2 separate regions of the Homo sapiens genome follow, and region 2 is linked to region 1. Evidence: read pairs that join two places in POLR2A ChIA-PET (ENCODE). Cell type or tissue: PC-9. All regions are shown on one strand. Each heading gives the region's core, and the rest is flanking DNA. Links, peaks and the distances in the headings are about the cores only.

Region 1 (16,168 bases), core at 4,388-12,387:
AGTGTGCACCTCGGTTGTCTTCTGGGGACTGGGTCGGATCAGTTTGTTGGTGCAAGTGGGGCCACGGACAGGGCTTTGGAAGGTCTGAATGCAGACCTAAAGGACAGCCCTTCCCTGAAAGGGCCATACAAATCTGAGCTTTTTCTTTAATCCTCTTTTTAAAATTTGGTATTTGCAAATTTAATCACTATAAAGTAAAAGTAGGTGAGCTCATTCAGAACTGTGGATGGGGGTATAGGAATGGTTGACATGAAAGTGAGAGAAATGTGAAGTTACAGCAGCAAAATGTCCCAAGCTGAGTCACCTCACACCCTTCAAACACTACAGGAAGTGTAGGCTTAGTAACCAAACATCTTTGATTTAAACTAAATAACTGTAAAACCTGAAAATAGTGGTCTCAGCAGTTCTGAATTAGATATTTACCTCCCTACTGAGTTTGGTCAGTGAAAAAAAAAGTTGGGAGAAATTTCTGGAGAACTGTGAAGTTTCCACTATTACTGTCTTAGGTGAAAAAATTAAATTTCTCATTTTGGGATTTTTTTTTTTTTTTCTTGAGACAGGGTCTTGATCTTTTGCCCAGGCTAGAGTACAGTGGTGCGAACATGGCTCACTGCAACCACAAATCCCTAGACTCAAGTGATCCTCCTGCCTCAGCTTCCTAAGTAGCTGGGACTACACGCATGTGCCACCATGCCTGTAGAGACAGGGTCATGCTATGTTGCCCAGGCTGGCCTCAAACTCCTGGGCTTCCACCTCAGCCTCCCAAAGTGCTGGGATTGTAGGTGTAAGCCACCGCACCCAGCTCATTCTTATCATTTTTAAATACAAGTCAGAGAACATTTGGCCAATCTACCAATTGCACCGTAGAATTTGAAGGAAAATTAACAGTGTGGTTGTTCTCATATTTGCAAAAAAGATAAATGCTATCATAAGTATTATATGCCTTAAAATACAATGCAAATAGACTCCGATATTTGTAGATAAAATATTACCAATGTATGTCTTGGATTTGCTTCAAAGTAATAAAGGGAAGGGAGGGGATGGGTTTACAGATGAAACAAGATTGGCCATATTGAAGAAAGTTATGCAAACTTGGAAATAAAAGGATGACTGCATGTTTTTTTCAGTGTCTTTCCTGGAATATCATCTGCCAGCGCCACCCAAGGATTATTTATTTAGTTCTTAGGTTATGGTTCTGCAAACTTTTTCTGTAAAGATCCCAATTGTAAATATTTTAGGCTTTATGAGCCATTTGGACTCTGTCACAGCTACTCAAACCAGCTATTGTTGCACAAAAGCAGCCATAGATAATCTGAACTAAGATCTGTTTTAAGACAGTATAAGGTCAAGCTTTATTCCTTGACTAGAAGAATTAACTCGTAAGAATGTGGCCTGGCCGGGCACGGTGGCTCACGCCTGTAATCCCAGCACTTTGCGAGGCCGAGGCGGGCGGATCACGAGGTCAGGAGATCCAGACCATCCTGGCTAACACGGTGAAACCCCGTCTCTACTAAAAATAGAAAAAATTAGCCGGGCGTGGTGGCGGGCGCCTGTAGTCCCAGCTACCCTGGAGGCTGAGGCAGGAGAATGGCGTGGACCCGGGAGGCGGAGCTTGCAGTGAGCCGAGATAGCGCCACTGCACGCCAGCCTGGGCGGAAGAGCGAGACTCCGTCTCAAAAAAAAAAAAAAAAAAAAAAAAAAAGAATGTGGCCTGATCTTGCCTCTCTGGTGTGAAATGAAGAGAGTCAAACATATGAATGAACACTCATGGCCTATTGCTAAGGAAAATTCAGGTAGATCCATAATCATTTATCTTGTTTTATAAACACAGGGCAATTTATAAATTTGCCAGTTTGTATTCTAAGGTAGTCCTACATTCAGCTTCTAGTCATATTGGTGGTAAGATGCATCGGGGTTGTGATACTGTATTTTCTCAAAACTATAACACTATCAATTTTATAATCTGCCACAAATTGAAAATGGTTAATATTTTTTTCTAATTTAAAAGGAGGAAGTTAACCCATCATTTGCCACACTCTAGTCATGAGGCAAAGGAAAGCATACATGCAATCTGTTCTTACAATTAACAAAGTATCTCATAATAAAAAAGTTTATTATGCCCCATGCTGGCTACTTGGTTTTAATTCTTGTATCGCCCGCTCAGGTAGATGTTATCATTTTTTGCAGATGAGGAAATAATTTCATTCTATTGTGATCTGAGAACATACTTTGTATGATTTCAATCCTTTTAACATATTGGTTTGTTTTGTGGCTTAACATACGATCTATCCTGGAGAAGGTGCCATGTGCACATGAGAAGAATGTGTATTCTGCTGTTGTTGGCTGTTCTGTAGATGTCTGTTAGACCTAGTTAGTTCATCATACTGTCCAAGTCTTCTATTTTCTTATTGATCTTCTACCTAATTTTTCTATCAATTATTGAAAGTAGGGTATGAAAGTCTCCAACTATTACTGTTGAGTTGGCTGTTTCTTCCATTCTGTCTGTCCTTGCTTCATGTATTTTAGGGTGGGGGCTCTGTTGTTAGGTGCATCTGTGTTTATAATTGTTTTCCTGATGGATTGGCCTTTTTTAATTGTAAAGTATCCCTTGTCTCTGCCAGCAATTTTTGTCTTAAAGTCTATTTTGTTACATATTTGTACAGCCACTCCTGCCCTTATTTGGTTACTTTTTGCATAGTACATCTTTTCCCATCCTTTCACATTCAGCCTGTATGCATTTTTGAATCTAAAGTGTATTTTATAGAGAAATATAGTTGAGTCTTTTTTTTTAATTCATTATGCCAATCTCTACCTTTTGATTGGAATTCTCAGTCCATAGAAACTTAACCTGATTAACGATTAAATAGGAATTACATCTGCCATTTTGCTATTTGTTTTCTATGTGTCTGTCTTTTTACTCCTTTATTTTTCCATTACTGCCTTATTTTGTGAGAAATAATTTCCAGTATACCATTTTAATTTCCTGTTGTTTCTTTATTTTTTATTTTTTGCAACTCACTTTTACTGTTTCTTTATAAACTTCCTCTCCCATGGAGGAATATATTGTTATAGTCATTAGCTTATTTCTTTTTTTTAAACTATGCTAACAGCAATGGAGCCAAGAGGAGGGAAAACATAAGTTACAATAGAAAGGCACTTAGAACCTGTTAAAATACTGATATCCTGGAACATACAACAACAAACCAACGACAACAATGACAAGTATACTGGCCCTTCCAAACCTGGTCCATCACTGAATCACATGCTGAGCTCACTTCCAGTGCCCTGTTCCTCTGCTCTGCTGGAGTCACAAACCCATAGCACCCCCCCCCCCCGCCCCCAACCAGGGACTTAAGGCCTGGGGCCCTCACAGGGGTAGGTGGTGCTCGGGTCCTAGGTGGGGCCCAAGAAAGGAGACCAGCTCCCTCCTACCTTGCTCACAGCCCCTTTGAGGGGCAGAGCCAGCACGGCCGGGCCTTTTCAAGACTGGGGTCCAAAGCCCAGCAGCAAGGTGGGTGGGGTCAGCGTGACTCCTCTGGGACAGAAGGGCAGTTCAGGAAAGGGTGGGGTCAGCAGAGCTGCCTAAAGGAACCATACTGAGGACCCCACTGCTCTCCTAACAGAGTTATTTTCTTAATGGTTGTCCTGAAGATTACAATAACATCTTAAAACAATATAGTTTGGATTAATACAAACTTAATTTCAATAGTAAACAAAAACTTAGCTGCAATATATACTTCCATTTCCTTCCTTCTCTTCTGTGCTATTTGTCATACAAATTACAACTCTCTACAGTATAAGCCTGTCAACAGTTTAGTAATTATTGTTTTATGTAGTTGTCTTTTAAATTATATGGGAGAAGAAAAGAATTAGAAACAAAATACATTTCTACTGCCTTTTATGGTTTCTGTGTATTTACCTTTACCAGCATCCTTTATTTCTTCATGTGGATTCAAGTTATTCCCTAGTGTCCCTTCATTTTAGCCTGAAGGACTCCCCTTAGTATTTCTTGTAGGCCAGGTATATGGCTCATGCCTGTAATCCCAGCACTTTGGGAGGCCAAGGTGGGAGGATCACTTGAGGCCAGGAGTTCAAGACCAACCTGGACAACATAGTGAAACCCCATGTCTACAAAAAACTTAGCCAGTGTGGTGGCTCATGCCTGTAATCCCAGCACTTTGGGAGGCCAAGATGGGTGGATCACTTGAGCTCAGAAGTTTGAGACCAGCCTGGACAACATATCAAATCCCCATCTCCACAAAAAAATACAAAAATTAGCCGGATGTGGCGTCATGTACCTGTAGTCCCAGCTACTTGGGAGGCTGAGGCAGAAGGATCGCTTGAGCCGGGGAGACGGAGGTTGCAGTGAGCAGAGATCATGCCTGCACTTCAGCCTGTGTGATAGAACGAGACTCTGTCTCAAAAAAAAAAAAAAGTTTACAAATAAACCGGGTGTGCACCTGTAGTCCTGGCTGCGTGAAAGGGTGAAGTAGGAGGATCACTGAACCCAAGAGTCTGAGGCTGCAGTGACCCATGATCACACCACTGTGCTCCAGCCTGGGCAGCAGAGTGAGACCCTGTCTCCAAAAAAAAAAAAAAAAAAAAAAAAGCATTTCTTGTAAACAGGTCTGCTAGGGCTGCAAACCTATTCTGCCTCACTGTTGGCTGCTAGTCTGCTGGTACTCAGAGCTGTCATGGTTGAGAAGCTGTTAGTGTTCAAGCCTACCACAGATCTGGAAAGAAGGGTAAGGAGATTGGTCAAGTAAAAATGTTACATACAGGTGAGGTGTCACATGCCTGTAATCCCGACTATTCAAAGATGCTGAGGTGAGAAGATCGCTTGAGCCCAGGAGTTTGAGACCAGCCTGAGCAACTTTAGAGGCAAAGTCTTGCCTCTAAAAATAAAAAATAAAAATTAGCTGGGCATGGTGGCACGCACCTGTAGTCCCACCTACTCAGAAGACTGAAGTGGGAGGATCGTTTGAGGCTGCAGTGAGCTATGATTGCACCACTGCACTCCAGCCTGGGTGACAGAGACCCTGTCTCTTTAAAACTAAATGTCACAAAGCTCCCTATTTTTACTGAGGTTCAGCCATTTTTCTTGAATACACATTCCTCAGATTGTTGCAGTCCTTTGGTTAATTTCCAGAGTTCTGAAAAAGTTGGTTCTGGCAATTTTTGCCAGAATTTTCTTTGTATGGAGGAGTAGATTTTCAGAGGTTTTTATTCTGCCATTCTGAAAGCCCTTTTCCACATGAAAAAATAAAAGTTCAGGTAGGTAAAGTAGTTTCCCATGGACACAGTGCCAAGTAGCACCAAAGCCAATATTTCAAATCTAAAGCTTATATGTAGTCGACACCCAACTGCCAATTACCACTCCAGTTTTCTGTAACTTCTCATTAGATAATAAGGGCTAGTCACAAAACCTCCATTGTGTACACCCTTATTTGGATGGCATTTTTAACAAAGCCCTTTCACATTGAATCCCCATCCCTGAACTTTGCACTGAGACATACTAACTAATCAATGTCATCTGCTGACCCACCAGCACCATTTTCTATAAAATGTGTTTTTGTCACAGGCATCTTATTTTCCTCTCATCTAGTTTTGACTCTTGCTCAGCTGTAGCTCTGCCAACAGCTCCTTAGCATGCACTATGAAGGTGTATGTTGTCAAGGCTTGTCTTCATGGTGACATTGAGTACCAGACCCCATTATAAGGCCCTTACACAAGCAGAATGAATGGTGTGTTACCCCACGGGTTTTAACCATAGTACCTGAATCTTCCAACTTTTCAGTAAATAGTGAGGAGCAAGTAAGATTTGGCTCTCTATAAATGCCAACTAATAGTCAAAAAGGACAGATAGTCAGGGTCTGGAAGAACTGAACGAAATTATGTTCAAATCCTCTTGAACTAGAAGTATGCTTAAAACAGATCCTACATTCTTGAGCAGTGGTCTGTAATAAAAGTAATGGTAAAAGGTAAATCTTTTACCAGGGTGCCCAGTTGCACTATTTGTTATAAAACCGAATGTGTCTGGATGGAAAGTCATTTGCTGTGGTGGTATCAATATTACAGCTCTTGACATCTCTCTCTATGGGCTCAGTTGACCTGAAATAAGATGACCATTTCACATACTAACAGGGCATTTTTCGATGATCTGTTTGACCTTTGCCTCTGGGCTCAGCAATAAGAGGAGTAATAAGATGACATTTTTAGCAGAACAAAGGAACAAGAAACCCAAAGAATTTAAGCTTAAGGGAGCTTAAATACAACAATGAAATAGCTGTGAACATTTAGTTAATACCTGTCCCTTCCTGCAGTGCTTCTGTAGCTTGGCTGCATGTTAACATCACCTGGGAGCATTAAAAAAACCCTGTCTACCAGGTCAGACCTCAGACCAATTAAATCAGAATCCCCCAGGGAGGGACCCAATCATCAGTATCTTTTGAATGTTTTGGCCAGGCACGGTGGCTCACGCCTGTAATCCCAGCACTTTGGGAGGCCGAGGCGGGCGGATCACCTGAGGTCAGGATTTCAAGACCAGCCTGACCAACATGGAGAAACCCGTCTCTACTAAAAATACAAAATTAGCCAGGTGTGGTGGCACGTGCCTGTAATTGCAGCTACTTGGGAGGCTGAAGCAGGAGAATCGATTGAACCCAGGAAGTGGAGGTTGCGGTGAGCCGAGATCACACCACTACACTCCAGCCTGGGCAACAAGAGCGAAACTCCATCTCAAAAAAAAAAAGTTTTCTAGCTGATTCTAAGGTGAGAAACACTGTGTAAAGATACTAAGGACACACCTCTAAAGTAACGTTTGCAGACTTATCAGACAAAAGATACAGGACATCTACTTGGATTTGAATTTCAGATAAAGAATTTTTTAAATTAAGTATGTCCCTTGCAATATTTGGGTTGTACTCATACTAAAAAACTACTATCATCTGACATTCAAATTTAAATGGGTGTCTTCTATTTTATCTGGGAATCTTACACAGGACAAAACTGAAAAATCAAACAAGAGGGGTAGAAATAAAGACTCAGCAACAGGGAAATTTCACTGGGTATAGGTTCCTGTCTCAAAGAACAAGAACACCTGGAATATAACAAAAAGAAAAGTTGTGCCAGGCCAGTACCATCCTGAGGGAGAGTTCCCAGGTCACGGAGGAGGAGGGAGGACTTCAGGACTGACTTCTGGACAGACCTCCTTAGTACCTGTATTCGTGTGCCATAATAAAATATCACGGACTGGGTGGCTAAGGTGCCAGCAGGTTCAGTTTCTCCTGAGGCTTCTTTGGTTGGCTTGCAGATCGCCTCCCTCTCGTCATGTCATTTCTCCGTGTAAACAAATCCTCTGTGTGTCTGAATTTCCTTTTCTTCAAAGGACACTAACCAGATTGGATTAAGGCCCACCCATGTGACCTCATTTGACCTTAATTACCTCTTTATAAAGGCCCTATCTTCAGATACAGTCACATTCTGAGATACTCGCAGTTTTGACTCTCATATAAATTTTGAACACATTTCAGCCCTAAACAGTGTCCCTCACTGGACTGGAGTCCTGAGGGGCTATGAGGCGGTTAGGTTGGTAGGGCAGTCAAGTATTATTGTTCTGATATCGTCTTCCCAGGGCCACCCCAGCCCAGCCACCCTCACCCCATCTCCTGCCATCAGGCTGTGCAAGAGAGTGACTGTGCCCCTGAGCCACCAGGGAAGGGAAAACAGTTTTGTTTGTTTTTTGTTTGTTTTTTTAGACAGAGTCTTGCTCTGTCGCCTAGGCTGGAGTGCAGTGGCGCGATCTCGGCTCACTGCAACATCTGCCTCCCAGGTTCAAGCAATTCTCATGCCTCAGCCTCTAGAGCGACTGGAATTACAGGTACGCACCACGACGCCCGGCTAATTTTTGGTTTTTTTGTTTTTGTTTTTTAGTAGAAGCAGGGTTTCACCATGTTGCTCAGGTTGGTCTCGAACTCCTGGCCTCAAGTGATCCGCACCCCTCGGTCTCCCAAAGTGTTGGGATTACAGGTGTGAGCCACCGCGCCCGGAAAAGGGGCATTTTTTATGGAAGTTACAGAAAGGAGGGTTAGGAGGGCACATGTGGAAACTGCTTTTTTCTGGGGAGGAGAGGGGAGGGGAGGAACATCACCAAATAGGAGGATGATAAGGGTAAAATGGAAGAGCATGTTACACCAACAGGGACCACATGCAAAAGAAAGAATATTGCAAATGATACCCACTTCTCCTGAGGCTGAGGAAACTAACAAAGGGAGTAGGTAGGATACAAGAAACAAATCACGATTTCTACAGCAATGGAAGAACTGTAGACACACTCTCCACACCACTCCTACAGCTGACTTCCCCCGTTTCTTTTGTCCCTTTCAGAAAAAAACAAAAATGCCTCAAGTGTTATGAGCTTTGCTCAGGAGTTGGAGAAAAGACAGCTCTGTCTTCATTTTATTGAAGTCACGGGCTTGGTCAGTTTTCAAGAACTCGATTCACTGTCTCCGAGCAGCTGACCTGGGTTTACTGCTCTGGGGCATGAATATGCATGGCTAGGGGACCCAGATGTGCGAGGCTGCAGGGGGATTCTCAGGACATGCAGGCTCACATGCACACACGCGGGCCTGCCAGGGTTTGAGGCGCTGCCAACGGGAGGAGCAGCCGCGAGCCTGCCCTCCCGGGAGTTGTTCTACAGAGTCTTTGGCCACTGCCTACCCGGGGCTCCCCCGGGCAGGGGAGGCGCGGACGGGCGTGCAGGGCCTTCTTCCCAGACACCTGAACCACAGGTGGAGAAGAGTCTGGGGGAGGACTGGGTATTTACTTAGGGTTTTAGACGGAGGGGACAGCACATCACTCTTTCCGTTTTGTCCTATTCTGTATTTACAAAGAGCGTGTGGTCGGGCAAAGGGGCGAGCCGAACCAGCTACCAATAAAGGGAGAAATGCAGCCCCCAAGGCGCTCAACTTTCCGGGGTGGTAGAAACGTGGAGGTCCCGTGTCTGCTGCAGAGCCGTGACCCAGGCTCCCCGCGCGCCTTTGTCCCCGCACGCCGCCCACGCTCCTCTGCCCTCAAGGTCGCGGCGCAGGCGGCCGCTGTCGCTCGGGCACGACCCATTCGGCCGCCTGGCCCGCAGCCTCTCGCTGCCATTCCAACACGAATGAAAGCCTCCTTAATAAGAGTGTAAATAAAAGCCAGGCTGAGAAATGAGTTTTCCGTCCCAGCAATCACCGGCCGAACCTCAGCTGTAAATAGCCTCGGGGAGCCACCTGGGGAGTCCCGGAACCTGGGGGATCCAGGCCATCATCTCAGCAGCGCCGCCAACAGCTGGGAGCGGCTGGAACCTGGACCCGGGAGGCAGCGCCAGTCCCGCTCCGGCACTGTGGCAGGAAATCACTCGGGGCCTACACCCCCGCCCCCGCGCTGGAGGACCCTCCACCCTCGCAGTGCTACTCCTTGGGGGCCGAGTGCGGCCGACAGAATAATCTCAGTCTGCGGTGTCCTTGGGAGGGACGGCGGCCAGGCCCCCTAATTTATGGTCATCGGTGGAATGGCTTTAACATGATTTATCTGACCGCGGAGGAGATGGCAAAAGCCTCGAGAAGAATGATTGGCCGTCCAGGCTTTGTGCATTTCTGATTGGCCTTATTAATTTAGAACAGAGCCAGGGAGCAGCCTCCCGGCTGAGCCAGAAAAATCAACTTGGCAACAGCCTCCACGTAGAGTCAGTTTTGGGGCTGGCAAAGGTTTAACTTTTGCCGAAACTGAAGGAATAATGTATTGCTTTAAGCAGTCGGGGAGTTTGACAGAAGGTGCTAGCACACTGATTAAAGCAGATTTAGTCTGAAAGAGAGTGAAGATCATTTGGTTTGACTGATTCCTTTTTTTCTTCTTCGTGTTTGTACAGACCAAAGACATCAGTGTTTGGTGGGTGGAAGGGAGGAAGAGTGTTTTCTTGTTTTTATTGTTAATGTTTGACTACTGGGGGAGAAACACAACACTTATGGCTTAGAAGGGAAGAAATTTGGGGAAATCAGGAAGCAAGTAAGTATTGGAACATGCTTTTTAAAATGATACATTTCACAATCCTTGGGAAAAATATTTCTTGCCTTTTGAGTTCTCTTCATACATCATAACTAATATTTATGGAATCTATAAATTATTGGATAAGCACACCAAATACACCACACTTCACAAGGTCATTATTCTGTGTTACAGTATTAACTGTCCTTTAAATGTCACCATTGAGTGATGCAACTTTAGTCCCATGAATAAAGGACTAAATAAGAATTTTAGGGAGTTATCATATTTAATGGAAAATATTTTCATACGAATGAATGACAAATTCAGTAGGGGTGGATATGTAATTTAAATGTATATCCATTCATCATATTTATCTGTATGTGTAGGACTCAGATGTAGACATATAGCACTAGGCAACCTCCAAATATAATCCTTAACACTCTGTTCTTCAGGTGGACCAGAACAAAGCCAGAGAGAGCAAGAGAATGTGATTGCTTGAGGGAGGGGGCAGGTTGTTGTCACACATGCAGTGGCACAATCATTTCTTTTCTTTATAGTTCTAACCAGAAAAATAGACTGGGAGCAGCTGAGTACCAATTTATTTTGCTGCCTGAACCGATGAGTGGTTGCCTTAAATGTCATTGAGTTGGAAGGTTGTGCATTTCATTCGCTGCCAGGTTACAGGAAGCTTTGAAGCAGGTCTAGAAAGCCATCAGTAATTGTCTTGCCACCTATCAAGGTGGGCAAGTGCAATCCTGCCGGGTGGAATTGGCTCAGTGGGGGATGAAAGCTGCCTGTCATCGCTGACTAGTCTCATCAAATGCTGCTTGAGAAGAAACAAAGGTGGCCCATTTAGTCTCATTAAAGAGCAAAGTGGAGTGGAAGGTAAGGATTACCTCCCAGGACAACAAAAACGGATTTGGGGGTTGTTTGGGCCACAAGCCACAGCATGTGCATACAACACAGAGGTCCTTTGTCCAGTTCCCTAAATGTGTAACACTCATGTGAAGTATAGTAATAGAGGTAAGAAGAGAGTGCTGTGGAAAATCAGGGGACAGAGCATTTCAGAATCTGTAATGGTCAAAGAAGGTTTTCCATACATGCTGGGTGCTGTACTGGGTGAAGGATGAGTAAGAGTTGGCCAAGGAGAAAAGGCAAAGGTCATGCTTGCTATGGTGGAACACAGGGCATAAAGGAGAGGAGACAAGATGGAGATGACCCACACTGCCCAACCCTGTGTAATGCCAAATGAGGATCCTCAAAGTATAACTTCAAGATGTGTCTCACCTCTTTGTGAAACTACATGTTTATCAGGGACCAGAAATTTCACTCCCTAATAAAGATCAAGTCAGGTGTCTCCTCTCATTTTCTAAGAAAAAATAATGCGAAACTCTAGATGTTTCTTTAAGCACAGCTAGCCATAATGATAACAGGACAAGCCAAAATAATAAAAAAACACTAAACACTGAAATCCTAGTATAATTGTTTTAGCTTAAAGTAATCCTACTTCATTAATATGACACATGGCACAGAAACAAATCAGAATACTGCATGCAGTCTCCTCAGCTCTCCACAACTTGAACTCTGGTGGTTTTCCTCTAAGGACAGACAAGCTAGCAGTCACCAGCAACATTCCCTAGATCCGGCACAATGGTCCGGTTTTGCCCCTCTGCTTTGTCCTGCTGGGCTGCTCTTGGGACCCTGCGGGAAAGTCATCTGTCATCACAACAAAAATCAGCTCAGTTCATTTGCATTCATTTGCTCACTGGGTAGCTCCCTCCCAGGCCACCCAGTGGGTGCTTCTCTTTCTTCTTTAGCCTCCTCCTCCTCCCTCATTGTTCAAATCATTGTCGAGCATCAGAATTATGACTGGAGAACTGACTGTTGCCCTCAGTCAAAAAAAGAAAAGAAAAGAAAAGAAAAGAAAAGAAAGAAAGAAAGAAAGAAAGAAAGAAAGAAAGAAAGAAAGAAAGAAAGAAAGAAAGAAAAGAAAGAAAGAAAGAAAAACACCTCTTTTGTCTTGCTTCAGTCAACCTCATGGCTATGTGGATGTGTTTCTAGCAGCCCTACTTTTCTCTATAAAGATGTAATGCTACTAATTTTGTCTTCGAAAATGCACATTCTTTAGTCGTGGATTCTAGGCCATCATAAACAGCATTTCCAAGACCTCTATTCTCATATACTGCCTATCTTACCCGAAAGTACTTCTTCCCTTTTTGGCTGTGTTATTCAATACCTCTCTGTGCGATTTGGAATTGAGCCTTTGAGGAGGTTTTCTTGGAGGACTCACAGTACTTGTGTATGAAGGGCAGAAGCCTGGATAGCCCAGGGGCTTGCCAAGGGATTCCAGATGTGCTCATAAATAGCAGTTCTAGGTAACTCCGACAGGATGGGTGTTTTTATTCATTCATTTTGCAAACGTTACAGAAGCTCTTCCATATATTTCAAGGGTTATGGAGATGAATAAAATGAATCTACTCTAGGGAAGCAGACACCTAAATTTGTAATGCTCACATGAGATAGTACAATAATAGAGGTAAGAAGAGAATGCTGTGGAAAATCAGAGGAAAATCAGACTCTCAAAGTGTTTAAGAGTCTGCAAGGATCAAGGAATGTCTCCCACAAACGCTTATGACTGCACTGGGTCATGAAGGATGAAGGAGAGAGCTGGTTAACAGAAGGAGTGAAAGGTTGGCCATAGGTAGAAAAAAAAAGGCTTAAATGGGAGGAAAAGTAGGACAGGTGGAGAGGAGAGGCAAGAAGGAAGAGTCTGTGGGCTGAAAGAAAGAATGAACAAAATGGAAAAAATCGGCCAGGCACGGTGGCCCACACCTGTAATCCTAGCACTTTGGGAGGCCAAGGTGGGCAGATTGCCTGAGGTCAGGAGTTCAAGACCAGCCTGGCCAACCAACATGGTAAAACCCCATCTCTACTAAAAATACAAAAATTAGCCAGGTGTGGTGGTGCGTGCCTGTAATCCCAGCTACTGGAGAGGCTGAGGCAGGAGAATCACTTGAACCCAGGGAGGCAGAGGTTGCAAGTGAGCTGAGATCATGCCATTGCCCTCCAGCCTGGGTGACAGAGCAAAACTCTGCTCAAAAAAAAAAAAAAAAAAGGAAAAAATGGACATGGACAAGAGTGAAAAAAGGAGCTAGACCAGGTGTGGTGGCTCATTCCTGTAATCCCAGTGCTTTGGGAGGCTAATGTGGGAGGACTGCCTAAGGCCAGGAGTTCAAGACCTACCTAAGAAATAAAGAAAGACCCTCATCTCTACAAAAATTAAAATTAAAATTAAAAATTAAAAAAATAAAAGTAGCTAGGCTCACTCCAAGGGCAAACACTACTAATCATCTCACCACTATCTTTCTCACAAATGATGTTGACCTCCAGGAAATGAGTGACTCAGTGTTCACAATATGCTATTAAGAGCTTCAGACAGGTATGGAAGGGGGAAAATAACACCCAGGCATTGAAAAAGTTTGGAATACATTGAAATGATATTAGCTGTTATCTGTTATTATCTATGGGTAGTGGGATTATTCATGATTTTAATTCCTTCTTTTTACTTATCTATATTTTCTATTCTATGGTGAATGTGAACACTTGCAAATAAACTATTTTAATGGGCTACCAGTGATCTTTAATGAAAACACATTGTATTAGTCCGTTTTTATACTGCTATATAGAACTGCCCAAGACTGGGTAATTTATAAAGGAAAGAGGTTTAATTGACTCACAGTTCAGCATGGCTGGGGAGGCCTCAGGAAACTTAACCATGGCAGAAAGCAAAGGGGAAGCAATGCACCTTCTTCACAAGGCAGCAGGAAGGAGAATGAATGCAGGAGGAATTACCAAACACATAAAACCATCAGCTCTTGTGAGAACTCATCCACTGTCACAAGAACGGCATGGAGGAAACTGCTCCCATGATTCAATTGCCTCCACCTGTTCGCTCCCTTGACACACAGGGATTATGGGGATTACAATTCAAGATGAGATTTTGGGTGGGGACACAGCCAAACCATATCACACATTCTAATTAAAGGGTTCCTAAAGTTAAGTTCTTGATAATGACATTTGATCCACATGTGAAAAGGTAAAACTGAAAGATTAAGACTATCTTATTCAGTAGGCAGGTTTCGCAGAGATAGTGTGGGGTATGTCTCATTTCTATGTATGTAAATATTACCTCCGCCACCTTCCTCCAACCCACGAGGGCAGAAACAAACCTACAATCATCTTAGTAGCCCCTGCTCCTAGCACATTATCTGGTACAAGTAGATGCATGTTTAATAACTATTGTTTAATGAAAGAATGCATATTTGAGAAAATAGAACCCTCAAGCATAGCCCACATAAAAAAGGAGGTTCAGCATTTCCTTGCCATGTAACTAACTTACTTCATGACCTCAGAATTTGGGGGATTTGGGGGATTGTCTAGATGAAAACGAACCCCACGATAGAAAGCCTTTTGTGGGAGGCAGCTTCCGATGCGGCTCCCTGTGATCCTGCCTTCTTGTATTCACTTCTTTGTGTAAATCCCTTTCTTTTGCCTATGGACTGGACCTAGTGACTTCCTTTTTTTTTTTTTTTTTGAGACGCAGTTTCACTCTTTTTGCCCAGGCTGGAATGCAGTGGCGCAATCTCGGCTCACCACAACCTCCACCTCCCGGTTCAAGCGATTCTCCTGCCTCAGCCTCCCAAGTAGCTGGGATTAGAGGCACGTGCCGCCACACCTAGCTAATTTTGTATTTTTAGTAGAGATGGGGTTTCTCCAAGCTGGTCTCAAACTCCCGACCTCAGGCCATCTGCCTGCCTTGGCCTCCCAAAGTGCTGGGATTACAGGTGTGAGCCACCGTGCCCGGCTGTGACTTGCTTCTAAGAAACAGAATATTCAAATAGTGATGGGCAATTACTGCTAAGATTAAAACACAACAGACCTTCACTTCCATCTTGCCAGCACTCTCTCTTGCTCACATTTTCTTTCGTCCTCCTGCTTGCTTGATCTGATTAAAAACCAGCTGCCATGTTGTGAGATGCTCAACAAAGAGGCCCAGGTGACAAGGAATTGACCAGCTGCCCATGATAAACTGAATCTTGCCAGCTACCATGTGAATGAGATGACTACCCCATTGAAAGAGACCCAGCACCAGCCTGCTTGTATTCCTGTCCCTCAGAAAACTGCAAGATAACTAAGTGATAGGTAACTAAGATACCTTTCTTGCTTTTTTTTTTAAGCTATAGTCCTTTTCTAGTGTCAACTGTGCAGTTAGTTACTCAGAAAATTCACTCATCAATTTACTGTGATGTGAGGGAATCACTGGTTTGCAAACTACCTACAGGGTAATGTTTTAGATACTCTACAGCAATGTCCACTCCTGTGGATACTTCATGTAAAGGGACAGCCTCTCACAGGCCCCACTGCCTCTCATTATTGAAGGCAGCTGGCTCCTTCCTTAAACTGTAATCCTTTTTATCCTGCTTCCAGACTCAACCTTTTTATCTCAGGGGTGGAAAAACTTCAACCCTCGCCTTGACAAAATGAGTATAATCAGGCTTAGAAAGTGGAAATGGTTTGCTCACTTTCACACCACTAATCAGAGTCGGAGTTAGGAGATGAAACAGTAAGGTCTCGCCAGGCATGGTGGTGTGTGCCTGTAGTCCTAGCTACATGGGAAGCTGAGGTGGAAGGATCACTTGAGCCCAAGAGTGTATCTTCCTGCTCCTGGCCCAGGACAGATATCTGACCCTAATTCCATGCTCACAATCTGTGATGTGAGAGAACATTGCAAATTGAGCAATAGCTTCATATCTCTAACCGGAACTCCTAGGTTACCTCACCCTAGAGAGCGAGGCTTGCTTCTGTTTGGGTGCCAGGCTCACTCTTTCCCTGTGGACTTGCTGTCTTGAGGCTTGGTAAACCACAACTCAGAAACATTACCCTGAATCCTCCAAAGACTTTTTTTCCATGTAGTCAGCCTCTGCTCAGCCATGCAGAACTGCCTGGGATCTCAGAGCATGTTCACTGCTCTGTCCAACTTGATACACACTTAATACATTTACAGTTTGCTTCACCTTTAGTTCCCCTTTATTCCACCAGATTTATAATTTGGGGACAATACTTCCCATGTAGTAAATTCATGTTC
Region 2 (16,168 bases), core at 3,090-11,089, 130 kb before region 1:
ATAAAATGGCTTTTGAAATCGCAGAGTGGGAACGCTTTCCCTACTGTGGGCCACCAGGCCTGCCTGCAAAAATTGGATTCGTGCAATCCATTTTCACACTGATTCATCTCTCTGCTCGCTTTTCACTCCTGTTTTGCTGCTTTTCTGTGTCAAAGTTTTTGTATAATTGTTCCCCCACCACACCCTTGTCATGTTCTTTGTGATTCTGAGCTGGCAGGTCATCATTGCCACCAGCATTTCAAAGACACATGGTCCTTCCAAATGGACTGCACCAATTTCTCAATGTTAATAGATCATCTAAAAAAAAAAGCTGTATTATATACTTTCCAGACCCTTTGTTTAAATGAGACCTTACAACAGAGGCCCAGTATGTAAAACAGATAGGAACACTTGTGATGTAGAGCAGGTTATATACTGATTAATAGCACAGATTCTGGAGAAACAAAAGCTGGATTCAGGTCCTGGCTTCTGTGACTTATCATAGCGCTGTGGGACCTTGAACAAAATGCCTAACCTCTCTGTGCCTTCCTTATCAGGGAAATGGGGGAAATGGGGATAATAAGAGGCCTTATCTGTGATAAGGTTAGTAGAAGGATTAAATGATTCAAAGTGTGTAAAATGTTAAGCACAGTTCCTGGCATATAATAAATGCTCAATAAGTGTTTTATTACTATACCAATAACCATAATAATTATCATTAGTAATATTATCCCCCAGGTGGAAAAAAAATAAAAACTAGGGACCCCAATTTATTAAGCCAAAAAGGAAAAAAAAAAAAAGCTGAAAGTTGAGTCATGCAAGAAACTGCCTTTCCTTTTGTTCCTAAGCAAATAGCTGCAGATAAAAGGTTAAATATCTCCACTGGTAGCTACTCTGGGTTCATCTTATCTTATGGAAAGTACTAATTTACTGAGCCCCAGATGAATAGATAATCGACTATTCCCCAACCTGTTGCTTTTCTCTTGCAACATGTGGGTTACCATACCCTCCCTCTTTCCCCTCCAGCCCACTTTTCGCCTTTAAATGTTGAAGCCCTCAAATTCATCTTTGGAGAAAGGCACCGATCACAGACTGTTTCTGTGATTCCATGTTTTTTTCTCCCAGGCATTCCTTAACTTAAGTTGGCAAAATGAACTTTTAAATCAATTGAGACATGTCTTGGATACTTTTTGGTTTACACCCATCAACAGTCCCTCAGGGTTTCCCATGGCGCTGTTAAAAACAGCTGTTCAGTATGGTATTTTCAATGCCATGCTTTTCACAAATTGCCTTTGCCCATAGAAGACATTGAATGAATGTCAGAAGACCAACAAACCCATCTTCATATTGTTTTCTGGAATGGATACTTAATTCTTTAGCTTATGAGCAGGCTCTCAAACAGGCTAATTTTGTTCAGGCCACGAGGCTGGTTTTGTCAGTGATTGGGCAACTGTGCCCTTTCTCCCTCTGTGTGAGGACCAGTTGCTCACACGCAGGCCACCTCTGCATGTCACAGCCATCAGGATTCTGCCACTTAAAAGGGTAAAGCGGTATTCTGGTTAGGGACACCACCTTTTCTGAATGTGGACTCTGCAGACAACTTCCTTACCCCAAGTGGTGCAGGTTTGTGGATCAGAGCTTCTTAGGGCTAGTGGTGCCACAGCAGGAAGAGCTAGACTAGCCCACTGTTCTTTCTGCAGCAGATACACAATTACATGATGCTAAAGTATTCATTACTGTTTTAGTGCATTGCCAGCAAGCAGTCTTCTGGTTGACCCAACATTTCTGCAAGAACTCTCAGGATTAGCACATTGGGAATGTACTTGGAAGAGAGATGTTCCTAACATATCTGTGTATAATGTGTGTAGTATAGGTATCTGAATATATACAATAAGCTGTGCAAAACAAACATGTCTCAGGTTAGGCCTAAAAGAAATCAGGTAACAGGCTTAAAAAGCCAGGCAAACCCCAGCTGTCTTGTCTTTTATCATTTGGTATTTCACAGGATTTGTGCCTCTCCGTACTTAGATTCAGGGATGTGCTGATTTCTTCCACCAGTGTTCTTTGTTCCACCTCCTCCAAAAAGTCTCCACCCATCCTCTCTGCCCCTACATATCTGTATTTGCTCCCTTCCCCTTGGCTTCTTACCTGCCTGCAAACATACTCAAAGTTCTCTCATTTCGCACAACCTTCCCCTTATCCCTGTGTCTTCCTCTTTTTTTTTGAGACAGAGTCTCACTCTGTTGCCCAGTCTGGAGTGCAATGGCGGGATCTCGGCTCACTGCAACCTCCACCTCCTGGGTTCAAGCCGTTCTCCTGCCTCAGCTTCCCAAGTAGCTGGGATTACAGGCGCCCGCCACCATGCCTGGCTAATTTTTTGTATTTTTAGTAGAGACAGGGTTTCACTATGTTGGCCAGGTTGGTCTCGAAGTCCTGACCTCATGATCCGCCCACCTTGGCCTCCCAAAAAGCTGGGATTACAGGCATGTCTTCCCCTTAACTTGGTTCTCTTCACATCCCGGATTGTCCCTCAGAGCATGCATTCCCTGGCTGCATTTCCCCCTCATGATAGCCTCAATTCTGTCCCAATGTGCTCCCCCATCTCCCTGCCCTGTGGTATGGTGGAGCTGACTAGCTGCCCTCCTGCTGCCTTTTCCTTTCTCCTGAGCACAGGGAACAACCTTCCTCGGCCTTTGGTGTACTGCAGGTATAGCTACATGACTCAGTTTCAACCACGGGGGTGTGGGCGAGTGATGTATGACCCACGAAAACCTCACACATACTGTTGTCTTGAACTGTTATGTTCCCTCAAAAAGTTATGTTCAAGTCCTAACCCCCAGCACCTGTGAAAGGGACCTTACTTGGAAATGGGATCTTGGTAGATATAATTAAGATGAGGCCAAACTGGAGTAGGGCAGACCCTAAATCCAGTGACTGGACTTAAGAAGGGCATGTGTAGACAGACACAGGGAAGATGACCCAGTTAAAATGGAGGAAATGGAGGTAGAGACGGGTTAAGAAGACACAAGTCAAGGAACACCAAGGATTTCCTGGAATCACCAGAAGCTGGGAAGAGGCCAGGAAGGATTCTGCAGAGCCTTCAGAAGGAGCGTGGCCCTACGATTTTGATTTCAGGCTTCCAGACTCCAGAACTGTGAGAGAAGTCATTTTCTATTGTGTTAAGCTGCCAAATTTGTTGTGACTCATATTACACGAATCCTAGGAGACTGCCACACATACCATCCTCACTCTTCTCCAGACTGGAAGTTGACAAACCAGGATGGCTTTGGAAGTGCATGCTGAAGCTGGCAGAATACCCCTGCGACTATGCCCAAGCCAATCAGACCTTGTATTTCATGTGTGAAATGAACACACACTGTATGAAGCCATTGAGATATTTAGGATTATCTGCTATAGCAGCTAATATTACCTTATCAAAAACACCCACTTACAGAGAGGTTAAAGGCAGCTACCATAAGTACGCACCAACTCCTCTTGAAACAATCTCTCTGCTCGGCCTCTAGGATTTCCCTTCCCCCTCCCTCCCCTTCACTGGTGGAACCTCTTCACACCTGCCACTGAAATGCAGGCTGCCCCAGGGTTTGTCTTCAGCCAGCTTCTCCACATCCCACCCTGAGCCATCTTATGCACCTACAGCATCCACTCACATCCCGATGTTGCCCAAGTATAGAAGCCCAAGCCGCACTTCCCTCCCACACTCCAGGCCCCATGACAACCTTCCTCCAGTCACCTCTCCCCTCTTGTCAGCCTCCCACCTCTCTGCAGAGCGTCAGGAGCTTACCATGAGGCATGTGGCAGGGTTCGACTTGAACTTCCCTCACACTTGATCATTCTGCTTCCCCCACAGCCCTAACCAACTGAGCAAGCCTATTTGTTGCTTGGCTGGTGGTGTAACTGCTTTTCAGGTATTTATTGGGCAGGGTGGCCATGAACTTGCTGCCTTTTGGTATTTCTGAAAGAGTCTGTTGAGAGAAACAGTATATAGGAAGGATTTCTATTCCTCGCACCCTTCTAGAAATTCTCAAATCTATCCCTGGTAAAGCCTGAAGCTCACACTTGTGGCCCTGCACAATGGTTTCCTGAATGGCTTGCTTATGCCATGTGCCTCCACTGGAGAAGATTGCAAGAAACAGCTGTGTGAAATGTGCTGTGGCATTCACTGAAGGACCCTGCTGAAGAGCTTGCTCATTCTATCACACAGCCTCCTCTTTTTTCAGGACCACAGAGGACTTTTCTCTCATATGCAATTTAGGAAAAGCCTGGGGACTGAGAGCAGGGTAATTTTTTTTTTGTTTCTGTGGCTTTTTTTAATTCATTTTGGGCCCTGAGTTGTGTAAACTGATCCTGGTTTGTATCTGTGTTGCCTGTTAGGAAGCATTTGTGACCCACTTCTAATAAGCGCAAGGGCCTTACAGTACATGTTTTTTGTATTAACTTAATTCCTACCTTCCTGTGATCTTTCTAGTTTTATTTTCCACATATATTTTTATTTTATTTTGTGTGTGTTTATGTAATCACCCTTTCAATCAAGGGTAAAGGTTAAGTATGGATAAATAAGATGTCCTGCAAATCTCACACTTAAGATGCCCAGAACTAGCATAGTTTTCTTTTCCCCAATAGAGCCCTCTCTCCTGTTTTCTTAGGCCACTAAGTGCCTAAACTTAAACCAAAAACCTAGGATAATTTACCCTGACCTGCATTCCCCCTCCCCACCCCTTCTGTCATCAATCCCTGTTAATCACCAGCTGCATATTTTGTAGACTCCATATAGGAGCCTCACCTGGGCCCCTTACACGGCTGGCCACTGCATTGGCACCCATCTGGCAGTCCCCAAGATTACTACAATGTGGGGTGGCCACACCACTTCCTTGTTGAAAGCCCTTCAGTGATGTATCTTCAGACTGAAGTCCAGATTCTAGCCTCTTTCTACCTTCACCTGTCACTTCTCATCCTCATACCCTGAGCTCTGGCAATGCCAGACCAGGTACTCATATCTCCCTTGTCTTGATAACATGCTGCCCTCCTCCTCTGTCAAGAACAGCCCTGGGATGTCTTCTAGAAGATTCAGCTTCAGCATCACTTCTTCCTTGAGGTCTTCCCTGACTCCTCCATCCCATCCCAGGCAGACACCTGTTCACTGATCCCTCTCTGTGTGCCGGGGGCCCAAGGGTCTCCCCTCTATTTCTTTTGCTTCACTTTTCACACTGCACTGTAACTGGGTGTCTCTCTCTCTTCCCTAATAGGCCAGAGCTTGTTTGTGGCAGGAATCAAATCTTATCTTTGTATTCTCTCAAAACTCTTCTAGAAGCAGGCTCAACTCTGCTTAGGTGTTGAAAAATTGATTATGTATAGTATTGCTGTTTGAAAAGACCATGACAGCGTTGATACCATTGCAGGCTTTTCCACATTCTTTAAAGACAAGTAGGTGCAGTCAGTCCAGGGAGGACATCATTAACAGTGGGTGCACAGGGACCTGGCATATGAATGACAGAGATGGCTTCTTTTAGGGAAACACACTCTCCTTATGCCCAGCACATAGAGGCATTTAGCAAACATGGCCTCCACCCCACTGTGCCCAGCTCCCAGTCCATCCTCACACATCAGTTCTGATTCCAGATGACATCTCGTGGACATCAGTTCTCTTTTTCACCATTGCACTGCTGTTGGTCATGTACTGTCACACACCTCACTGAACTTCAGCAACAGACCCTGGTTCCCTCTCTCAGCTCTGTCCTATACCAGTCCAGTTTCCACACACAACAGGGATAACCTTTGTAAAAGATAAACCCTCCTCTCAAAGCCCTTCAGAGATGACTACTGAGCTCATCTGAACTTTTTTGATGACCTGCAAGGTCCTTCTGACTGGCCCCAGCCCATCCCTCGAGCCTCCCCTGAGCCTGTCCTCTTCCTAACTAAGCGGCACGCATGGCTTTGTCCAGCTCCTCACACAGGCCGAGCATCCGCCACCATGCGGCCTTCACACATGCAGTTGCTTCTACCTGAACTTCTCTCCCTCCATCCTTCTCCATGGCCCCCCGTGCCAGTCCTTTCAGCCTCAGCCTCACTGTACCCTCCTGGACCTCCCTGACTGAGGCATCTCCCACCTTCACAGATGGATCACGGCTCCTCCCTATATTGTGAGCTCTGTGCAGCAGAAACTGCCCTCTCTGCTTCCCCATCTGAGCCCAGTGCCTAGTACAGTGCCTGGCACGAAGTAGGAGGTGCTCGAGGAGTAAACGCTGAAAGAAAAAAAAAACAAAATGGGAGAGGAAGAAAGGTCTTGGAAGTTCTCATTTGATTGGTAAAAGTGTGGTGTTCCTGGGGTTCCTGTTACACTCAAGGTCACATGGATTTAATTTGAGACCTTTTTATAGTTAAAAATGTCAAGATCCTTTGGAAGCTGAGCCTTCCATATGCACAGAATGTTTTTATTCAGAATAGCTGTTACTCAACATTTGAGACAGATTTGCTTCAGGATGGTGGTTTGGCTCTGTCTAGCATTTGCAGCCATGATCTCCACTCACTAATTTAGGGCATACCTAGATTTCCAGCACAAATATCCCCCTCCTGGCAATATAGGACATAAGCCAGGGGACATTGGTGTCCCTAGACGGTGCCTCCACATCCTGACTCCAGAGTCTGTGGTCTCTCTGGGTGCATCTCTTCTGGGTCACTCCCATTTGTTCTCATTTCACTATTTTTGTCCCTGGCAATTGTCTGGACGGAAATTCACCAGAGTTCAACATTTTCAGTATTATTGGATCTTACAAAGGAGAGGAGAGACAGGATGGTCCCCACGGCATGGAGCAGAAACCAGTGCAGACAAAGAAAAGGCAGCAGCTGGATCGAGGCAGGAATCCAGGACTGAGAAGCACCCTGACCTTCGCTGGAGGAGACAAAATGCATCAGGAGTGTTCCTCTATCTTAGGACGTCGGCTCTCTCAAAGCTCACCCCACATGTTCAAAAGCAACCAGGAGTGGAGGTGAGAATTAATAGTCCACCATGAGTGGTAGCAAGCTCAGCAAATGGAATAATGAACCCCTCAGGTTTAGGTCTGGCCAAACCACTAGCCTCTCAAGATTTTGGTTGCTTCACCCCTAAAATGAAACGATTGAAGATTTCTAAGCTCAACAATTTCTGTGAAGAAATGTCATTTACCACATCTCTGCATTATGCACCTCTAGTAAATGTTTAATGATCTGCAATAAGTTTTAGAGTCACATTAGTGATTTCAACTTTCTGTATTTGACAAGTGTTCTAATTACCCATCAAGTAAGGAAGAGCTGAGGAAGAAATGAGCCGAGGACTGGCAAGAGGTTGTAGCAATTTGTGTTGTACTTTGACCTGCTTTGTCAAGTTGTGAACAATTAGTCTCACAGCTGAAAAGCAACTGCTGCATGCAAAGCAGGTGATCTGAAATCAGGACCTCTGCTCCTGATGCCCGCTCCCACTCATGCACATTTACCCTATCTGGATTTGGTGCTCAGCCCTGACTGATGATCTTCATAGCATGGTGTGCGGTTGATGGCCATGGTTTATAGAGGGGAGGGAGCCGAGGCTTGGAGGGGCTCAACAGCCAGTCCAGGGTTACAGGGGACAAGTGGAAAGGCCAGCACTCAACCCCGGTCCGCCTGATTCCACCCAAACAGCCCAGTGTGGGCAGGCAAGAGATGACCTTGGATGGATTCACAGACCTGAAAAGACCATTTGCTTGATCTGGGAGGTAGCACATATTGGGAGCCAGGTAAATCTGCTTCTCGGTCCCTGCTTGGGGACTTCGGGACCATCACTTAAAAACTCTTCTTGCCTCCTTGGGTTGTTGAAGAGAAATTAGACACAGTACCTGCTTCTTGGCAGGTGCTTTGGAAAAAAAAATAGTTTCTTTCCTTTCAATAAGAGGAAGGATTGAATCATGCACAGTTCTTCAGGTCCAAAGGCATTTCAGCCTCCTCCAGGTTTCCCTGCCAGCCTCTCCCTTCTCGGTCATCAATGAGGTGTTCTTTATTTCTTAACCGGTATTGCCCCTATTTTTAGCTTATTTCATCACATGTTCCTCTGTCATGCTAGATCCCTATTGATTTCAGTAGGGATGACACCACGTTCAAGAACCTGAAGAAGAGACCCAAAGCCAACAAACAAGGCACAAGGTTTTATTATGGGGAACTTACACACAGAAATGGCCCAGTGGTGGCAGGCTGGACAGAGCTGCAACTGCTTGTAAAAAGGATGCAGATTGTATAGCATCTTCACTTAGCATCCTCCCCCTAGCACCCTCCACATGGCAACCCTCATTTCTTGAGTTACTGCTGTCAGGTGTGTCTGCTATAAGGATCATTTTCGGGGTATGCATAAGTTACTGCTGTCAGGCGCATCTACCATGCCTCTTCTGAGCCTCCAACAGAGTCTACAATTGAATGAAAAGCCAAGCTTGGAGGAAGGCGAGCTTCTGAAGTTTCCTGTCCTGCTCTGTGGCTTTCTGAGCATGGGGCTGCTCCTTGGCTATCTGGAGTTCCCAGAGGAAGATCAGGAAGGCCTTTGCTGAGGCCTCTGACGCTCATGGCCAGGCACTGCTACAGACTCCATGGCAGTGAGCCCCCTCTGGACAAGCACACATCAGGTGTGGTCACCACAGGGTCTAATCACAGAGCTTTGTGCACACTCACCTGACCACCTGTGCAAGACAGAAACCTCTCTAAGGAACTCCTAAAATGGGCCATACGTAGTTAGGGGTTAACCCAAAGGCAAACTTGGGGCTTGGCAGATTCTCTAAAACAGGGACTCCCAAGTTGTTGGCACACAGCAAGGCAGTGCTACCAAGACAGGAGCTGCAGACGGAGCACTGACTGGGCCTGTGCTGGGAGACCCTCTGCCTGGCTGTGGGTCTCTGGTCTTAGGCCACAGATGGCAGGTCCTGAGAGTGGGAAGAGCCGCTTCTGGGAGCCACGTCCATTTCCCTCACACCAGTCTGCAGAGGTCAGTCTTCATGTCTAAGCCTTCCAGCTCCTTGCTGTGTCATTCCCCATGGGTAAAATTAAGGCAGATCATGCCCCCATGAGTGCTGTGGCCTAGAATGACTCTTACCGCAGCCTATTTATTACACTAAGCCAGCCAGCTCCACTGTGTGGACTCCCTAAACTCTTGCAAAACGCTCCTATAAGTGGCTACCTTTTATAGAGATTCTCAGTACCCTTCTCCATCCCTTTTTTTATGGGGAAATGAGGGCCTATAAGGCTGGGGCAATGAGAAGCACTAAACAGGCCTATCTCCACCTGGTGTTTTGTGGTAGAGATCTCTACCTTAGTACAAAACATAGACCAATTTTAGCAGGAAAATTCAAGGATTTTTTACACAGTTTTTGCTGTAGATATATGTCATGTTTCTTGTAGAAAATATAAACAGGCAAAAAAGAAAAATTGCCTATAATCTCCTCCCCTCCCCAACCACTGTTACCAATTAGGGGTATATCTTTCCAGCCTTTTTTCATACATAATCCCATTTGCCCCCCAGGGAAATTACACTCTGCATACAGGTTTGAAACAGCTTTTCCCCTTCCTCCTCAAATACAGAGTAATGGAAAATAATCTAAACATTTCTTAATGCTTCCAAATAATGGATATGAACTTCTGATCCCTTATTCCTCCGTAACTGTGGAGTCCTTAGGACCTTACTTTATAGTATTAATATTTATTGTTGGCTGTAGTCTTCTTTGAGATTACGGCTTTTTATTTAGTTTTTTTCTAAAGCCTCCTGTGTTGTGGTTTTGTTATCTCTTGCTGCTGTCAAGGAGCCTGCATGAAACAGAATTCCTTCTCCTTTCTGGATTAGTCCTTATCTTTTTTGACTTGAAAATCATGTACACCCTGGTGTTTGCACTGTATGTAAACTGAAAGTAAACAACATCTAAGTTAGGGACAGAAGGTCACAAGTACTTAAGGTTTTTCCCGGAGCAGAGTATGACTGGTGTGTGGTTAGAATGTAATCTTTAACCTGGGACTCAGTGCTTACCCTTCAGAGCTAGTCTAGGTCATTTGGCCATTTACTCACCTTTTATAGGAAAAGTTATTTTTCTTTAGTCATTCTGGGAATTGGCCTAACTATTAGGATGACATTTAAGTCGCTCCAGGTTAAATTGTAGGACAGAGTTAGATATTGGAATTCCTGTATATATTTAGTGGGGTCTGATGAGAAAGAGCCTAAACACTGGCTGATTTGGGAAAGGTCTGATAGAGAAAAAGGCACATGTACCCTGACTATGCCTTCAGCTCCAGCCACCTCTCTAAGCGGAAATTGTTGAGCAGGTGGGGGAGAGCTAGTTGCAGAATGAAACTGTAAACCAGACTGGGTGTGAGGGGAGGTAATAGAAGGGTTATAGGGTGGGGGAGCAGAGGCTGAAGAAGAGTTGGAGCCTGATTCAACCTGGCAGGGAGCGACCGGAGGAGGAGCAGCCTGGGGAGGAGGTGAGAGGTCAGATGGGTTAGTAGAAAGGGAAGATTCACAAGACTCAGTGACACTTGGGGTTGGGACTGAAGGGACAGGTGGGAGGGAAAGAAGAAAGATTTGGGACGAGTCTCACTGGGAGCAGAGACTAGGGAGGAACCAATGTGTAAAAGAATGCCTGGACGTCAGGCACCTCAGACCATTTGCCCATTTTTCGACAAAAATTATCTAGATCTTGTAAAACAGAGAAATCAAAAGTGCCATTTTCTGGCTATTTAGAACCATTGTCGAGTTTGTACTGGGGCCAAACAGTATTGCAGAAGAAAATAAGATGCTTAGATTTTAGGTCAGGCTAGAGTTGAAGAGGTTTTAAGTTCTTGAGAACACAGGCTAAGGGAGAAGAAGGAAGAATGGAGGGTGGAAGGTTGCCCATAGTGAAGGAGGCAAGTTTAAAGAGAAGGGTAGAGACATGGAGAGAAGGGATGGGGGGTGCTTGCCCCCCAGGAAAGTGAAGAAGGGGTGAGAGGTGCTTGCCCCCCAGGAAAGTGGAAACAGGGTGGGAGATGCTTGCCCCCCAGGAAAGTGGAAACAGGGTGGGAGGTGCTTGCCCCCCAGGAAAGTGGAAATGGGGTGGGAGGTGCTTACCCCCCAGGAAAGTGGAAAAGGAGTGGGAGGTGCTTGCCCCCCAGGAAAGTGGAGAAGGGGTAGAGACACGGAGAGAAGGAGTCAGGGGTGCTTGCCCCCCAGAAAAGCGGTGCTTGCTGCTAAGGGTGAAAGACCAAGGCAGGCATCCCCGAGTGGTCAGACACCTCTGAAACGTGGGTGAATAATCAGGCAGGCGTCCCCGCAATGATTAATCACCAAGGGAAGGCTGTCTTCCCGAGTCCGTGACCAGTGCCAGAATTTTGGGTCCACGGATAAAATGTGTCTCCTTTGTCTCTACCAGATAATGAAAGGAATTGAACTTAAGAGAAGGGAGAGATTGAAGGGTGGTGCCAAGATTGAAAGGAGAAAGAGGTTGAGGGATAGTGAGAGAGGTTGGAGAAGAGAGTAAAAATAGACCGCTTACCCGATTTAAAATCAGTGAGATGTTCATTGGGCTGGTTGGTCTGAGGACCTGATGTCATAGGTGGATCTCTTCATGGAGTGAGAGTGAGGTGAGGACAGGGGACTGGTCTCCCGAAGGAGTCCCACTTACCCGAGTCTTCGGCACCAAATGTCTCACGTGTTCGTGTGAAGAGACCACCAAACAGGCTTTGTGTGAGCAACATGGCTGTTTATTTCACCTGGGTGCAGGCGGGCTGAGTCCAAAAAGAGAGTCAGCAAAGGGTGGTGGATTATCGTTAGTTCTTAAAGGTTTTGGGATAGGCAGTGGAGTTAGGAGCAATGTTTTGCGGGCAGTGGGTGGATCTCACAAAGTATATTCTCAAGGGTAGGGAGAATTACAAAGAACCTTCTTAAGGGTGGGGGAGATTACAAAGTACATTGATCGGTTAGGGTGGGGCAGAAACAAATCACAATGGTGGAATGTCATCAGTTAAGGCTATTTTCACTTCTTTTGTGGATCTTCAGTTGCTTCAGGCCATCTGGATGTAAAAGTGCAGGTCACAGGGAATATGATGGCTTAGCTTGGGCTCAGAGGCCTGACACTAACCACCACAGCATTTCATGGAGAAAAGAAATTCTCTTAGCTCTCAGATAGTTCCTGTCTAGGTGACACCTGTCTTGGGTTAGATGCTCCTTTTTTTTCCTCCACAGTTGGAAGGTTTAAATAAAATGTAGCCAGTGTGGAGAGTGAGATGATTGCAATTATGGAGGCAGAAGGATAAGAAGTTTGAAGTTTAGGCAAAGCACATGTCCCACCACCAAGATAAAACAAACAGTGATTCAGTCAAGAATCTGAGTTTTGGCTTAATTTCTCATGCATGTGCATTGTAGGTCATCTTTAAATTTATTTGACTTGTGAAAACAATTTTAACTACAAATAAACACACAAAGCAGTATAAATATGGAAACCCCACACAGGCAGGGACCTCCCTTTGGTGAGAACGCTATAGGCATAGATGAATCATGCTGAGATAGTTTGCATCTGTGAGGTTCATGTGAACTTTGAGGCCACCAGACCTCAAGGCAAAAATAAATACCCTTCAAAGACTTTGTAGCTTCCAAGAATTATTCATGTGGAAACCAAATGAAGATGTTGATTTCCAAGAAAGAGATCTCACAACTACAATGGATGACTGAGTGATTCCAGCCAAACACAAGAAAGTATTAACTTTTTAAATCTATTATTGAAGGAAAGTAATTGTAATTATGGTACATTACTTTAGGGTTCTGGGGTAGTTTTAAGCACTTAGCTTTAAGCACTCCAGTTTAGCCTTTTGAACAGCAAATTCATGTTTCAAATTACAATGACTGTCTCTATTACTGCGCTTTCTAATTCCTTCTAAACCTCACTCCTAAATTGCACCAGGCTGGAGCCATAAAGGGTTGCATGTGGGAAGCCTCCATCTGCTTTTCTTCTTTGAGAGGTGGTTGTGAATGAGACCAGCCAATGGGAATAAGATAATAATTGTGTTCTAAGAGCCTCTTGTTCTGTGGAGTGTGTGACTTACTGACTGATGCTAAACATTTGAAATTGTAAATTTGGATAAGTCCATAGAAATTGGGACACAGAAACATGGGTCTTAAATGATAGAGCTGCTTCCGAGTGTTTTCTGGAGTGGTGTTATGGTAGGAAGTGCCTTTCAATAATTCTATTGTAAAGACAACCTTACAACTTGAAACTTGCCCCAAGAAAGACACTTGAAAATAGTAGATCTATGATGGTACATTTCTGGTGAATTTACTAGAGTGTGTTTTCTTCTAGTGAATTTATCTCTTCATTGATTTTATTCATTCCTGTGATCTAAGGGTGAACTGGTCTATTTTCATTTTACAGTTTGAGAAAGAAGTTAAACCCTAAGCAACTATAATAGTTTCTCTAGAACTTAAAATATTTTTTACACACCTGAAGATTTTTTCAGCCTTACTAGGCCATGGTATAAATATTTCTCCTATTTCTTGTGTTGAAATGGGAGGTGTCTCAGGAAGCTGAGTTTCCACTTTTGGCATAACTAATCCCAGCAAAAACAGGAAACAGTTTATCTATCAAAAATCACACTCCTGATTTTATCCATGATGTTCTTCCTCCTTTCCTGTTCCCTACTGTCTACACTCAGATAATTCAGATTCATAACCCAGCCCTACGAGAGCATGAGGGAGTATGGGGATAAAAGCCAACCCACTGAGGCTTCTCACGAGGACCAAACAGTGCCTCTCAGTGCCTCTTTGGCCATGGGTTTCTGTCTGCAGAGTCTCATCATTGGGGGTGCCATTTTCTGGTCATCCACCCTTTCCCCAACCTCATTTTCCAGCTGGACCAGTCATAGCATTGAGTGTCCCTTGTGAACTCTGGAAGGAGAGTTTTCCCCTTTGAGCCCTTGGAGATGCTGTCTTTGGCTTTGGTTAAATCTTTGCTGACATCACAGGTGCCTCTCAAGTCAGCTTTCCTAGGTCCAACTGGTTCCTGGTTAGATATCCTGCTTTCTCTTTCCCTCTCATCTCTGCAGCTTACTATAGAGGCTGCTCCCACAGTTCTTTAGGCTTTCACGTGCCGTCATCTTCGGCCGTTCAATTGGCTCCTCCGAGATTCAGTGCCCTCCTTCTTTTCCCCTCCCCTACTTTTTCCTTGTATTTCTCAGTAAGTACTCTTCACCTTTTCAGGACCACATTCCCAAATGTCACCAGCTCACCTGAGTCTTAGTATTCCCTGGCCTGGACCACCTCTTTGTAGATGATGACTCTCCTCCCTCAGGAATTTATTTTGTATATTTATAAATATACAAAATACGTTCATGTACATGTTTCCTTCATGAAACATTTGTTTAAAAAAACTGTGATTACATATGCAGTATATGTTACTTATGTACAATTTTTTTTTTTTTGGCTGAGTGCAGGGGACTTTATTAATGGCACACGACAAGGTGGGGCTCTCTAGGCCCCTCCCTTTTCAGGGGGTCTACATGGAAACTTGAGAAAGGGAGATTCTCAGTGTTGTGGGGGACTGAGTATGGCAGGGACTTCCCAGCAGTGAGGGCCTCTCTCTTCCTCTCTCGCTCTCGCTGGGGTTGGTAGTCCAGGGGTCTTACTCCTTGGAAGTCATGTGGGCCATGAGGTCCACCACCCTGTTGCTGTAGCCAAATTCATTGTCATACCAGGAAATGAGCTTGACAAAGTGGTCGTTGAGGTCAATGCCATCCCCAGCATCAAAGGTTGAAGAGTGGATGTCGCTGTTAAAATCAGAGGAGACAACCTGGTGCTCAGTGTAGCCCAGGATGCCCTTGAGGGGGTCTCGGACGCCTGCTTCACCACCTTCTTGATGTCATCATATTTGGCAGTTTTTCCAGACAGCAGTTCAGGCCCACAACTGACACATTGGCAGTAGGGACACAGAAGGCCATGCCAGTGAACTTCCCATTTAGCTCAGGGATGACCTTGCCCACAACCTTAGCAGCACCAGTAGAGGCAGGGATGATGTTCTGGAGAGCGCCGTGGCTGTCACACCACAGTTTCCCAGAGGGGCCATCCACAGTCTTCTGGGTGGCAGTGATGGCATGGACTGTGGTCATTCATGAGTCCTTCCACGATACCGGAGTTGTCATGGATAACCTTGGCCAGAGGCACTAAGCAGTTGGTGATACAGGAGGCATGCTGATGATCTTGAGGCTGTTGTCATTACTTCTCATGCTTCATGCCCATCACAGACATGGGGGTGTCAGCAGAAGGGGCAGAGATGATGACCCTTTTGGCTCCCCGCTGCAAGTGAGTCCCAGCCTTCTCCATGGTGGTGAAGACACCGGTGGATTCCATGATATACTCAGCACCAGCATTGCCCCATCTGATTTTGGAGGGATCTCGCTCCTGGAAGATGGTGATAGGATTTTCGTTGATGACAAGCTTCCCATTCTCAGCCTTGGCAGTGCCATGGAATTTGCCACAGACAAAATCATACTGGAACACACAGACCATGTAGTTGAGGTCAATGAAGGGGTCATTGATGGCAACAATATCCACTTTACCAGAGTTAAAAACCGCCCTGGTGACTAGGCACCCAATACAACCAAATCCATTGACTTTGATCTTCACCTTCACCGTAGTGTCTCAGGGATGCAGCTGTCAATGAGAGAGAAGAGGCGGCTGTCTGTCAAATGGGAGGAGCAGAGAGCTACTTATGTACAATTTAAATATACAAATAAGATTAAGAAAAGAAAGACATGATATTCTCACCATCCAAAGACGATCACTGGCTTGAGCCTCTCATCATCCAGGTCGCTCCTTGGCCTGTTCTTGTGTGATTTCCCTGTTCACATGTGGCATCTCTCAGAACTGAATTGACCTGCGTGGTAGAGAGCTGAAGGCCACCCATCTTGTAAAGATAACATCCTTAAAACCTACCCTCACTCTCCCGACAGCCATGCCACAGAGCTGAATCACAACAAGTGTCTCATGGATGGAAACCCTTCCATTTTGTTACATTTCGACTGTTTTTAATTTGTTTATTTTTACTTGTGCTAACCCTTCCTCTTCACTGTCAACCAAAAGATCATGAAAGACTGTTGATTTCTAAAGTCCAAGTAAAGACTATGGCTTAACATTTCTTTTAGCTGGACAAGGAAGGGGTTTGGGAGA

The links. ChIA-PET counts read pairs that join two places held together with the same protein. Peaks named below come from ENCODE experiments on the same cell type or tissue, not always from the same donor. Only the 100,000 strongest peaks of a DNase experiment are listed, where the experiment ranks them.
Region 2: POLR2A ChIA-PET joins it to region 1 with 5 read pairs; 4 of 35 experiments call an interaction of 5 or more read pairs at or near these places.

What each region holds. Positions count from the first base shown.
Region 1 is chr12:62,625,159-62,641,326 of GRCh38, reverse strand. No RefSeq gene overlaps it. Among named protein-coding and RNA genes, the nearest start is that of MIRLET7I, 30 kb to the right of the region's middle. RefSeq lists enhancers at 10,521-11,145, 11,471-12,189. In PC-9, for the core only: no CTCF peak of the experiment used is centred there; DNase peaks (open chromatin) are centred at 9,256 and 9,516; H3K4me3 peaks cover 1,725 bases; H3K27ac peaks cover 1,662 bases.
Region 2 is chr12:62,754,690-62,770,857 of GRCh38, reverse strand. All of the region lies in intron 4 of PPM1H (protein phosphatase, Mg2+/Mn2+ dependent 1H), which reads left to right. It also overlaps the pseudogene GAPDHP44. Among named protein-coding and RNA genes, the nearest start is that of MIRLET7I, 160 kb to the right of the region's middle. In PC-9, for the core only: no CTCF peak of the experiment used is centred there; a DNase peak (open chromatin) is centred at 3,177; H3K27ac peaks cover 168 bases.